Regions from separate parts of the Homo sapiens genome. Here region 1 is linked to region 2. A link is a contact called in ENCODE Hi-C or POLR2A ChIA-PET data. All regions are on one chromosome and are shown on one strand. Each heading gives the region's core, a stretch centred on a gene start or an enhancer-like site at or near the end of the contact. The rest is flanking DNA. Distances are from core to core; before and after follow the strand shown.

The links. A loop is a pair of places that touch in the nucleus more often than their neighbours do. ChIA-PET counts read pairs that join two places held with the same protein, here RNA polymerase II (POLR2A). Pooled maps may share reads with other maps.
Region 1: a loop to region 2 is called in a pooled map, with 3 times the contacts of the local background. The contact joins two enhancer-like sites. A Hi-C loop is called at or near these places in 9 of 50 pooled maps. POLR2A ChIA-PET finds 5 or more read pairs at or near these places in 11 of 52 experiments (A673, B cell, CD4-positive, alpha-beta T cell and 8 more).

Annotation. Positions count from the first base shown.
Region 1 is chr20:4,034,308-4,040,552 of GRCh38, reverse strand. No RefSeq gene overlaps it. Among named protein-coding and RNA genes, the nearest start is that of RNF24, 22 kb to the right of the region's middle. RefSeq lists an enhancer at 2,560-2,609. Within about 2 kb of position 2,337, at least 14 of the 41 ENCODE cell types and tissues checked have a DNase peak (open chromatin) inside an H3K27ac peak, as active enhancers do.
Region 2 is chr20:3,984,514-3,990,998 of GRCh38, reverse strand. All of the region lies in intron 1 of RNF24 (ring finger protein 24), which reads left to right. Among named protein-coding and RNA genes, the nearest start is that of RNF24, 28 kb to the left of the region's middle. Within about 2 kb of position 1,363, at least 4 of the 41 ENCODE cell types and tissues checked have a DNase peak (open chromatin) inside an H3K27ac peak, as active enhancers do.

The DNA of each region.
Region 1 (6,245 bases), core at 1,088-3,587, 49 kb before region 2:
CAGCCACCCATGCATGTGACCTCTGCCCTGAAAAGAACAAGCCCTGGATAGTTGCTGGTGGAGACACGTGGAGCAGACATGAACCTAAGCCACTTCCTGGAGCCCAGTCCAGCAGAGCCACAGCCAACTCACAGGCTTGTGGATAGAAAATAACTGCTTGTGGTTGAAAGCCACTGAGCTTAGGGGTTGTTTGTTACACAGCATTAGGGCAGCAATTGCTGGCTGATACAATTGGCATTTCCCATTTAACACATAAGCAAGCTGAGGCCTGCAGAGGTTAAATAACTTCTCCAAGATTATACAGCTAGTAAGAAAAGGAACTAGGATGCAAATCCAAGCAATCTGGCTGCAAGTCCCACTACTCTATATTGAGTATTAGCATTCCCAAGCATGCTGTTACACTTTTACTATATATGTGTGTGTTTGTGTATGTGTGTATATATGTTTACTATGTTACATACATATATGTTTACTATATATACACAGATATATACATACATAAATGCATATATACATATATACACATATATATGTAAACGTATTGTTTTGCGTGTCTTTAAACTTTATATAAATGGCAACATTAGGCCCGGCACGGTGGCTCAAGCTTGTAATCCAGCAGCTTAGGGGGCCAAGGCAGGTTGATCACTTGAGGTCGGGAGTTTAAGACCAGCCTGGCCAACATAGTGAAACCCTGTCTCTACTAAAAATACAAAAATTAGCCGGGCATGGTGGTGCACGCCTGTAGTCCCAGCTACTTAGGAGGCTGAGGCAGGAGAATCACTTGAACCTGGGAGGCGGAGATTGCAGTGAGCCGAGATCATGCCACTGCACTCCAGCCTGGGCGACAGAGCAAGACTCAGTCTCAAAAATAAATAAATAAATAATACATAAATAAATGGCAACATTATATATATCATTTGGTAGCATGCTTTTTTCACTCAACATCATGCTTTTAGAGTTATCTCTGATGATACTCATAAATCTTGTTTATTTTACCTGCTGTATTCCATTACGTGAATAGATCCAACTTCCTATAAGATGCACATTTCATTTATTTCCAGCTTTTGTTTTTTCAAATTATGCTGCAATGAACATTCCTTGTCTCCTCATGCACATGCAAAGTTTCTCTTGGGTATGTGACTGGAAGTGGAATTGCTGGGTCACAGGCCATGTGTGTCTTCCTCTCTATACAATATTAGCAAATTGCTTTCTAAAGTTTTATTCCAATCTATAGCAGGGTGTGAGATTATCTGCTACTCCACATCCTTGCTATAGTAGAGGATACTGGTGCCCCACACAGATCCCCTTAACAGGCTGGTCCACCCCTGGCCCAGCTGCTGCATGTGTCAGCTGCTAAGGGCTCCCAGAAATCCCCTTGCTGGAGAATCACGCTTGGTCATGGGAGTCCCCCGTCTTGTAACCCCTGCATGATTCCAGGCCCACAGTGGACCTCTATTTATCTGTTTTGAATGGGATCCAAAGGGTAGAAAGAAGAGAGGGAAGCAAGAGAAAGATGCCGCAGTCCCCCTCTTCTTGCCTGGAGCCTCCCAAGCTCCAAGGCAAAGGAAGACAAGGGGAGAGGAAGAGGAGGAAGGAAGAAATGAAGGAATGGCTCCAAGGAGGCGGACAGTAGGGAATATACATTTCAAAGCCTATCCCCTGGGCAGGTGGGCTGGAGAGTGGAAATGGGCAAGCCTCCCCGGGCAGGTGATATCGAAAACCCCGTGTCATCCCCTGCTGGGGAAAGCTGATTCTGCCTCCATCATCCTCTTGCTGACTTACTCCTTCATCTCCTTGCCTTTCTATGCCTGTGACACCTAATTCCCTGAGTCCATTCATTCACCTTGTTTGTTCACTGTATGCATCTCCAGAGAATGTTGTCCCATGCAAAGTAGCAGTTCATTGTTTATTGAGAGAATTAAATGATGAAATTCACTTGGTACCCACAGGATTTTTAATAGGAGACAAAAGGCTTTATAGAAGTTCCAAATTAATAATTTTTCCCCAAGTGTTACCAAACCCTCCATTTATACTCATTGCCCACAGGCACTTCCAATTATGAAACCATAGCCCATTTTCCATCACAAACCTAGTTTCTCTCTTTTTCCTCTCCCTGCTCACAGAGCCCTGCTCCCTCCTGTCGTTCTCTGCGATCCTAGTGCCCTGGGACAGGCTCCACCCGCCCTCTGGGCTGACTGCAGCTCCAGGCCGCACTCCCTTTCGGCTTCATGTGCACATTCTTGGCAGCCATTAAAACTCCTCTCTGAAACCACAGGCTCCACCCTCACCCTGCCTCTCTGCGGCCCTACCTCAGCCAAGGACTTCCTCAGAAGTAGACCCACCCCCCTGTCTTCTCCAAGCTGCTGTCACTGTCACCATCATCTCACTTCCTCTACCTCCTTCCCCCAGACACACACGCACATGCACACAAACACACACAGTCACGCATACACACACCACATGCTATGTAACCACTGAAATATGTCTTCCTCTGTATTTCTGCATTTTAGTTTATAGCCCCTTGTACCACCTTCCCCTTCTCACAGCACTGGCTTCCTCTGGGCAGATGTTGCCAACTCAGAGCCCCTTTTATTCTGAACCCTGGACCATGGGCATGTGGTGGACAGAATAATGATACCCTTCAAGATGCCCACATCCTAATCTCCAGAAGCTGTGAGTATATTACCTCACATGGCACAAGGGACTTTATGATGTGATGTGTTTAAGAATCTCAAGAGCCTGTAATACCAGCCAAGGCGGGCGGATCACTTGAGGTCAGTTCAAGACCAACCTGGGCAACATGGTGAAACCCAGTCTCCGCCAAAAAATACAAAAATTAGTCGGGCATTGTGGCACATGCCTGTAGTCCCCAGCTACTCGGGAGGATGAGGCAGGGGAATCACTTGAACCCGGGAGGCGGAGGTTGCAGTGAGCCGAGATCATGCCACTGCACTCCAGCCTGGGCGACAGAGCAAGACTCCATCTCAAAAAAAAAAAAAAAAAAAGGAGTGGGAAGGCCAGCACAGACAGAACCACCTTTGTGCTTTGGAGAATGCCCTCAGGCAAAGAGATGTAGTTTCTAGTTACAGAGCACACTGTAGTCATGAGTCCCACGTACTGAGGTGGGTACACGTTCAGTCAGCAGTGCCTCCCTCCAGAAAGGAGGCATCCCCCTACCCTTGGCCTCCATACCTTTCCTGCCCAGAGTGGAAAGATGATGGGCTCTGGGTTCTAATTCTGACACCTGAGTAGGAGTCTGTGGAACCCCATCTCAGTCTGGGTTTGTCTAGTGTTTTATCATGATGAGATTGATGTAAGAGATGATACTGTGCTCAACTCAAGGCATCACATCAGGGAGTACCTAATGTCAGTATCAATTATTACTAGTAATACTAACCTTGATCACTTGATTAGGGTGGTATTTACCGGATTTCTCCACTTTTATATTTTTTCCTTCTTAAAACGTTTTTAAAATTTATTTATTTTAAATTTTGTTTTATTCTTTATAACAATAGAGATGAAGTCTCACTCTATTGACCAGGCTGGTCTCAAACTCCTGATCTCAAGCAATCCTCCCATCTCAGCCTCCCCATGTGCTAGAATTACAGGCATAAGCCACTACACCCAGCCATTTTTTCCTTTATAATTAATAAAAATACTTTTAGCAACTATCAGTGAATCTTACTGCAACCATTATTACTATAGGTTTGCCTAATGGTGCTTTTCTATTTCCCTCATTTTTAAACCTAGTTTTAAATTCTTTTACACTGCAGTTTCCTCATTTGTAAATGGGGATGATCATTATACCTACCTCACAGGGTCACTACGGGATTAATTAACACATATGAAAGTGTATGGCACATCACAGGTGCTTAGTCAACGTGCTTCTTTTCCCAGCATCACTCAGGGGAAGACCTGGTTCATCAGCCGCCTGCCTCAGACTCTTTGCCTGCCCTGCTTCCCTTGTTCATTGGTCCTCTCCAAGCCCTGAGGGGGATGCTTAACGTCCACTGGAAGGGATTCCAGAGTAAAGCGTCCACACCCACACCACAGGGAGCAGAACATCTCCCCGATGAGTAAACGAGAGAGTGGTCCTGTGGCTGATAGTGCCCTCTCACCTGATGGGCAAAGTCAAAGATAATCTGTCAAAGGAGGAAGCTATCCTTGACTTAGCACAACACAGAGACCAAGAGAAGAGATGGAGGAAAGAAAAGACTTCTCAGGAACTGGCCTCCAGCCTCAGCTTCCCAAGTAGCTGGGACTACAGGCATGATTGCCCAGCTAATTTTTTTTTTTTTTGTATTTTTTGTAGAAACAAGTTTGCTGGGCAACCAGCAAGTTGCCCAGGCTGGTCTTGAACTCCTGAGCTCAAAGCAGTCCACCTGCCTCGGCCTTCCAAAATGCTGGGATTACAGGTGTGAGCCACTGCTCCCAGCCAAAGTAAGATATTTTGAGAGAGACAGAGAGAGAGGATATTCACATAACTTTTATTACAGTGCTATATCAATAGGCTAAAAAATAATAATCCTATAATCATATCAATTGATACAGAATAAAGCATTTCACAAAATCCAACACTCATTTATGATTTTTTAAGAAGTCAATTTTTTAAATTGGGAAACCAACATAATAAATCTAAACTTATTGAAAAATGAAATCAGTAACTAATCTTCTCTGTTTCATTCCAACTTTAGTATATATGCTTCCAAAGTAAGAACTCATTTACGATTTTTTTTTTTTTTTTTTTTTTTTTTACAGCTATCACGGGTGATTTTAATTTTCAACTTTAGGCTTCCATTTTCAAATTCCACAATGAACACATAAGGTGGAGTTCTGGTTTCAACACACACACACACACACACACACACACACACTCCTGCCTCCTAGTGGGCAGAGATTTTTGTTCACAAAGAATCTTCTGCCAAATGCCTCCGAGGTACACGTAGGTCTTGGGGAGCCCATGGGCCAACTGTTTTGTGGGCACTCCTGTCTTCGGTAGGCAGGTTCTTCAGAGCTTTGAGACCTCCACAACCTTGCGCTGCTCTCCTGGGGCAGCCTTCATGCAGGGGTGTCCTGAGGACTTCCCAGGGCACCCAACTTCAGCACTGTCATCCAGTGTGCGTTTCACGGAACTTTTTTTCCCAGGAGAAATAACTTTATTTGAACTGAGAGCTGGAGAATGAGACAAGGACTTGAGACAGCATGAGTAGAGGTGAGGTTCCAAAACGGCAGTCAGAGCTCATCCACCAAACAGACTCCACTTTCCCAGCAACCTTGCAGTTAGTGCCACCAACAAAAGGTCCACTGGGAAATATATTTGCCACAAAATTACCCAAGTATGCCAACATTACAAAAAAGATACAGATTTTTCATCGTAATTAAATTTCCACAAAACCCCCAAATCACAAGTGTTTTGTTTTTTTTTTTTGAGACGGAGTTTTGCTTTTTTCGCCCAGGCTGTAGTGCAGTGGCACAATCTCGGCTCACAGCAACCTCTGCCTCCCAGGTTCAAGCAATTCTCCTGCCTCAGTCTCCCAAGTAGCCGGGACTACAGTCGCCCAAAACCACATTGTGGGGAAAAGAAAGAGAGATCAGATTGTTACTGTGTCTGTGTAGAAAGAAGTAGACATAGGAGACTCCATTTTGTTCCCTACTAAGAAAAATTCTTCTGCCCTGAGATGCTGCCAATCTGTAACCCTTCCCCCAACCCTGTGCTCCCCGAAACATGCGCTGTGTCAACTCAGGGCCAAATGGATCAAGGGCTGTGCAGGGTGTGCTTTGTTAAACAAATGCTTGAAGGCAGCATGCTTGTTAAGAGTCATCACCACTCCCCAATCTCAAACCACTCCCCAATCTCAAGTACCCAGAGACACAAAACACTGCAGAAGGCCGCAGGGACCTCTGCCCAGGAAAGCCAGGCACCGTCCAAGGTTTCTCCCCATGTGAGAGTCTGAAATATGGCCTTGTGGGAAGGGAAAGACCTGACCGTCCCCCAGCCCGACACCCGACACCCGTAAAAGGTCTGTGCTGAGGAGGATTAGTAAAAGAGGAAGGAACGCCTTTTTGCAGTTGAGATAAGAGGAAGGCTTCTGTCTCCTGCTCATCCCTGGGCAATGGAATGTCTGGGTGTAAAGCTGATTGTATATTCCATCTACTGAGATAGGAGAAAACCGCCTTAGGGCTGGAGGTGGGACATGCTGGCAGCAATACTGTTCCTTAAGGCAATGAGATGTTTATGTATATGC
Region 2 (6,485 bases), core at 114-2,613:
TATATCAGAGGTGATATGCCACATGCACTGTCCTGTGTGTTGTTTTTTTGTTTTGTTTTGTTTTTTACTTAGCAATGTTATCATGGAACTGTGCCAAATCTACATTTTTTTTTTTAATTTTTAGAGACAGGATCTTGCTCTGTCATCTTGGCTGGGATGCAGTGATGTGATCATAGCTTGCTGTAGTCTCGAACCTTGGGTCACAGATGATCCTCTAACCTCAGCCTCCTGAGTAGCTAGGACTAAAAGCATGTGCCACCATGCCCAGCTAATTAAAAAATATATATATGTGTGTGTGTATATATATATTATTTTTTTAACTGTGTTGGCCCAGGCTGGTCTCTAACTCCTGGCCTTAAGCAGTCCTCCCACCTTGGCCTCCCAAAGTGCTGGGATTACAGGTGTGAGCCACCATGACTGACCTGGTATCATTCTTTAACAACTGTAAAACATTAGATTGTGATGATATTCTATGACTTAACCAATTACATATTTAGGTTGCTTCCAACCTTTTGCTTTTATAAACAAGTTTGTGTGAAGAGCCTGGTACAAATGTGTCTTTGAGTATGCATGCAAGTACATCTGAAAGATAAATTCCTAAATGTGGAATTGCTGGGTCAATAGGTAAGTGCATGTATAATTTTGCTGAGTTGCTCTTGTGGAAGCCAATAATTCTACTCACAATTCCACTGATAATGTGTGAGAGTACTTTTTTCCCCCAAGCAGAAAGTTTCTGTGGATTTTTTTTGGGGGTGTTTCTGAGTTTTACTTAGAAAGGCCTTCCCCATTTTGAGATTATTTTTAAAATTCTTTGATATATTTTAATATTTTCATAATTTCATTTTTTATATTTAAACCTTAGGTACAGCTCAGATATATTTTAATACAAAGAATAAGGCTATCTTAATTTTTTTTCTCAACTGGCTACCTAATTGTCCCAATATCATTTGTGAATAATCCATCTCTCTCTCTTTCTCTCTAATGGGAAATGTCAGCTTTATGATTCCTATATTAATTTGGGCTATTCTTTAACTTTCTTGTATCTGCCAGCGTAGGCTAGGTTATGTTGTGGTAACAAACAACCTCAAAATCTTAATGGCTTATAACAAGAATTTTCCTTCCTTTTGGTACATGTTCATCAAGAGTTGGCTGAGAGCTCTACTCCGTGTCTTCTCACTCAGAAACTAATGGAGTTGCCACCATCTTGAACATTACCAGCTTTCCTGACTAAGGGAAAGAGGGGCCTGGAGACTCTCACACCATCAGTAAAATGTTCAGCCTGAAAGAGATATACATCAGTTCCCTTCACAGCTCGCTGACAAGTTTTAGTCACATGACTCTACCCACAACAAAACAGCAGGAAAATACAGTCATACATGTGTGCAGAAGGAAGATGGAAAGCTGAAAATATTTGGTAAACAACAACTGTCGTATTTCTATTCTGTCCTGTTCATCTGTCAATTCAAGTGTCAGCAGCACAGGTTTTTCTTTTTTTATTTTTTTTTTTTGAGATGGAGTCTTGCTCTGTCACCCAGGCTGGAGTGCAGTGGTGCAATCTTGGCTCACTGCAAGCTCCGCCTCCAGGGTTCACGCCATTCTCCTGCCTCAGCCTCCCGAGTACCTGGGACTACAGGCGCCCGCCACCACGCCTGGCTAATTTTTTGTATTTTTAGTAGAGACAGGGTTTCACCATGTTAGCCAGGATGGTCTTGATCTCCTGACCTCGTGATCCGCCTGCCTCGGCCTCCTAAAGTGCTGGGATTACAGGCGTGAGCCACCGTGCCCGGCCAGGTTTTTCTTTTTTAGAGTATTTCTGGCTGTGCTTTCATTTTCATTTTTACTTTTAAACTAGAATTAGCCTTTTTACCACTCTTGTCCTCTCAGAAAAGACAAACCCTGTCAGTTTTTTTGAATTGTATCTGCATTAAATTGATAGATTTAAGGAAAATTGACATCTTTATAATATTTAGCGTCTTTACAACCAAGAAGAGGGTATTTTAGTCATTCACATCTTCTTTTGTGTCTTTTATATTTTCTTAATACAGATTGCATGTATTTATTAGTAAGTATTCTTTTTGTTCTTTTAATAAGATTCTTTTTTATTTTACCGTCACCTGCAAATAATCATTTTAATTTCTTCTTTACAATCAGGTTGGTTTTCTTGAAGGATTAAAAAAGATACAGCCATTTTCAAATAACATAATCTATTATCCAAAATATTTTTCAAAAAATTTCATATGGGCCTGGTGCTGTGGCTCACGCTTGTAATCCCAGCACTTTCTGAGGTCAAAGCAGGAGAATCCCTTGAGCTCAAGAATTCCAGACCAGCCTGGGCAAAATAGCAAGACCCCATCTCTATAAAAATAAAAAAATTAGCTGGACTTCATGGTCCATGCCTATAGTTGCAGCTCCTGGGGAGGCTAAGGCAGAAGGATTGCTTGAGCCCAGGAGGTTGAGGCTGCAGTGATCTGTGATTGCACCTCTGCATTCCAACCTGGGCTACAGAGCAAGACCATGTCTCAAAAAAAAAAAAAAAAAAAAGAGTTTCTTTTCATGAGCCATCTCTATATTAATTCCAGTGAATAAGTAGGTTAACATTAATGATAAGTGCTGTTTATTCCAGTTACTGGACACACCAATTTTTTTTATTTTTTATTTTATTTATTTATTTTTTTGAGACAAGATCATTCTCTGTCACCCAGGCTGGAGTGCAGTGGCATGATCACGGCTCACTGCAGCATTGACTTCCTGGGCTCAAGCAACCTTCTCACCTCAGCCTCCTGAGTATCTGGGATCACAGGTGCATATCATCACACCTGGCTAATTTTTAAATTTTTTTGTAGAGACGGAGTCTTGCCATGTTGTCCAGTCTGGTCTTGAACTCGTGGGCCTAAGCTGTCCTCTCACCTTGGCCTCTCAAAATGCTGGGATTATAGGCATGAGCGACCACGCCCAGCCTGAAATACCAAAAAAAATTTTTTTTTTTTATTTTAAGCTGCTGCTGCTGCTGAAGGTGAAGATGCTTACATATGTGATTAGTTACCTATACATCTGGAAAATTTTTGTTTAATTTCCCTAATTTACATGATCTCTACCTATGCTTGCTTGTGTTTTTCTCATATATCTAGCCAGCCTCTTAAGAGTGAATACTCTCTAGTTTACTGTAAATTACTGCCTGCAGTGAAAACTCTTTAAATTATGTTCCCACTCATCCCCTTCCAAGAGTCCAGTACAATCACAGAAGAGGCTGAGCTCTTTAAATATTATGAGAATCTCAGAACCTCTGTTCATGTGGCTCATCGAATCCTCTATTATGGGATTCTTTTCATGGAAACACCAAATTTTTAAGAATCATATTTGTTTTGTGCTCTGCAGATATCTGTTATGCTGACCTAATAGAACCAGGAGCTAATGAGTCTTTAATGTAGACTAAAAATTGGCTCTGAGTAAAGAGGCTCACAGGCCCATTCATCAAACTTGAGAGAGATTTAAAATTAAACATCTGCAGATAATTAGAGGATAGTTTTGAGTGCCAAAATGAGGTATTGCTGTCCTGTTGCGTTTTGATTTTCCTCACAGCAGAAAAAAACATGTTTTCTTGGGAACTAAATCAGCTTTTTTCTAAAATTAAGTAGTTATGGTATTACCCCTAGAGTTTATTTCATGTTGAGATGGGAACCGCTCATTGCTTCGTATTTCTTTTCACACTGCCTTTGTGTAATTATGATGTAAATTTCAACCTGAGAGTATTTTCTTCCTTTATAACTTGTCTTCTATTTCATCCTCCTTCTGTCTCTGCATCACTCTGTGTTGTTTCCCCCTAACCCATATTCCTAAGAGTGCTGCCATCAATTAATCAAAAAACAATGAATCATGTAGAAGTCAATAGTTAAATGTTGATTAGCAGATTCTTTGTAAAAGTATAGGGCTGGGAGTTGTGGCTTACGCCTGTAATCCCAATGCTTTAGGAAGCCAGGGTAAGAGGATCCCTTGACCCTAGGAGTTTGAGGCTGCAGTGAGCTATGATCATGCTACTGCAATCCAGCTTGGGTGATGCAGCAAGACTCTGCCTCTTTTAAAAAAAAGAAAAAAAAGGCCAAGGTGGGCGGATCACGAGATCAGGAGATCAAGACCATCCTGGCTAACATGGCGAAACCCCATCTCTACTAAAAATGCAAAAAAATTAGCTGGGCATGGTGGCACGTGCCTGTAGTCCCAGCTACTTGGGAGGCTAAGGCAGGAAAATTTGCTTGAACCCGAGAGGCCAAGGCTGCAGTGAGCCTAGATTGTGCCACTGCACTCTAGCCTGGGTGACAAAGTGAGACTCTGTCTCAAAAAAAAAAAAAAAATTATACTGCATGCACACTCATGCCTGGGATATAGATGTCAGGAGGGAATTTGAGTTCTACTGAATCTAAGGCACAAAAACAGAAGAAGAAAGGCGCTGGGCATGGTGGCTCATGCCTCTGATCCCAACACTTTGGGAGGCCAAGGCAGGGGGGATCACTTGAGGCCAGGAGTTCAAGACCAACCTGGGCAACATGGTTAAACCCCATCTCTACAAAAAATAAATTCAAAAAATAGCTGAGTATGGTGACATGTGCCTGTAGTCCCAGCCACTCGGGAAGCTGAGGCAGGAGGATCCCTTGAGCTCAGGAGGTCGAGGCTGCAGTGAGGTATGATTGCACTACTGCACCCAATCCAAGCGACAGAGTGAGGAGGGAGGGAGGAAGGGAGGAAGGAGGCAAGGAGGAAAAGGAAGGAAGGAGGAAAGGGAAGGAAGAAAGAAAAGAATTAAATCCATACCTGTGAAAAGAACAGTTAAAAAACAAAGGGAACATGAGACGTCAAATTCTTCTTTGCCCTCAAAGTGAAGTCTCATAAAGATCTAATAGAATGATTTACATTGAAAATAGATTTCATCATTACATAAAAATAGAGAAAATGGCCAGGCATGGTGGCTCACGCTTGTAATCCCAGCACTTTGGGAAGCCAAGGCCTGAGGTCAGGAGTTCAAGACCAGCCTCAAACTGTCTTCAAGGAGAAACCAGACCTCTACTAGGAGAAACCCCATCTCTATTAAAAATACAAAATTAGCCGGGCGTGGTGGCACATGTCAATAATCTCAGCTACTCGGGAGGCGGAGGTAGGAGAATTCGCTTGAACCCAGGAGGCGGAGGTAGGAGAATTCGCTTGAACCCAGGAGGCTGAGGTTGGGGTGAGCCAAGATCGTGCCATTGCACTCCAGCCTGGGCAACAAGACCGAAACTGCATCTCACCAAAAAAAAAAAAAAAAAAATTACTAGGAATATGGCAGAGTAAAAATAGACTCACCAAAATAACAAACATCTGAATTTTTAAAAAATATTCAAGTAGACAAACTTCAATTACGGTAAACAAAGATAGCACCTCAGGCTGGATTTTAGAACTGTGGAACAGCAGCAAAGAGAAAAGCTGTGCACAAACCCAGAGAAAACAATGGTAGCAGAAGAAACAGAAAAAATCCAAAATGTGAAGAAATTGGAATTGTCAGTAACAGGGCTGGAAAGGATAAAAAACACAAAGGCTATTAAAAGGAACTGATCAGGGAAAAAAAATAAGTAGATTAAATGTGAGGCATGGTGCCACACATCTATAAGCCCAGCTACTCTGGAGGCTGAAGCAGGAGGATTGCTGGTGCTCAGGAGTTCAAGTCCAGCCAAGGCAACATAGTGAGACCCTTTCTCAAACAAATATATACATCTGGTTAGAATTAGATGAAAAAAAGCTAAAACATTGCGATGAAACATATTTTAAAATTACAACATCCTTTGATGAAAAAATGGAATCGAAATAATGAGGTAGTCAGTAAAATTAAGGCTAAATGGAAAGATCCCGATTAAAACATAGATGGAATAGACAAATTGATTATGGCAATTCCAATAAACCTAGGTGGTTGTTGTTGTGGTTGTTGTTGTTCCCCCGCCCAACTGCCCTTTAAATAATGGGAAGGAGTGTAAATCGGAGGAAGCCTCAGAAAAGGAAACATTAAAGAAGTTACTGTAGAAAAATAGACTTTTGCCTACAGACTGAGAGGTTTCGGAGTTACTTATTTCCAGATTTGGTACTTAAAGACAAAATACCCAAATACCTACTTGTCAGTTTCTTAAAACTGGAAAGAAGTCTTCTGGTGTATACTGAGATTTGAAAGAAAAAAAAAAAGCTTGAAAGAAAGAAGAGTTATCCTCTGAAGAATAAAAAATAAGGATAACCTCAAACTTTAAACTCAAACAATAGAGAGAAGATACTCTTAGAAAAATGTTTACGGAACACCAGCCATTTCTTGCCTAGCTGTCTGCCTTTTGAAGATAAAAGATTTTTGAACCCTGATCTCTTTTTCCCTGGTGGAACCCTGATGTCTATTTCAAATAATTAAGTTTACAGATTATAAAATATCATAAAAGACTGGGAATACAGAGGGAGACCTTTGAAATATAAGTTGTAGA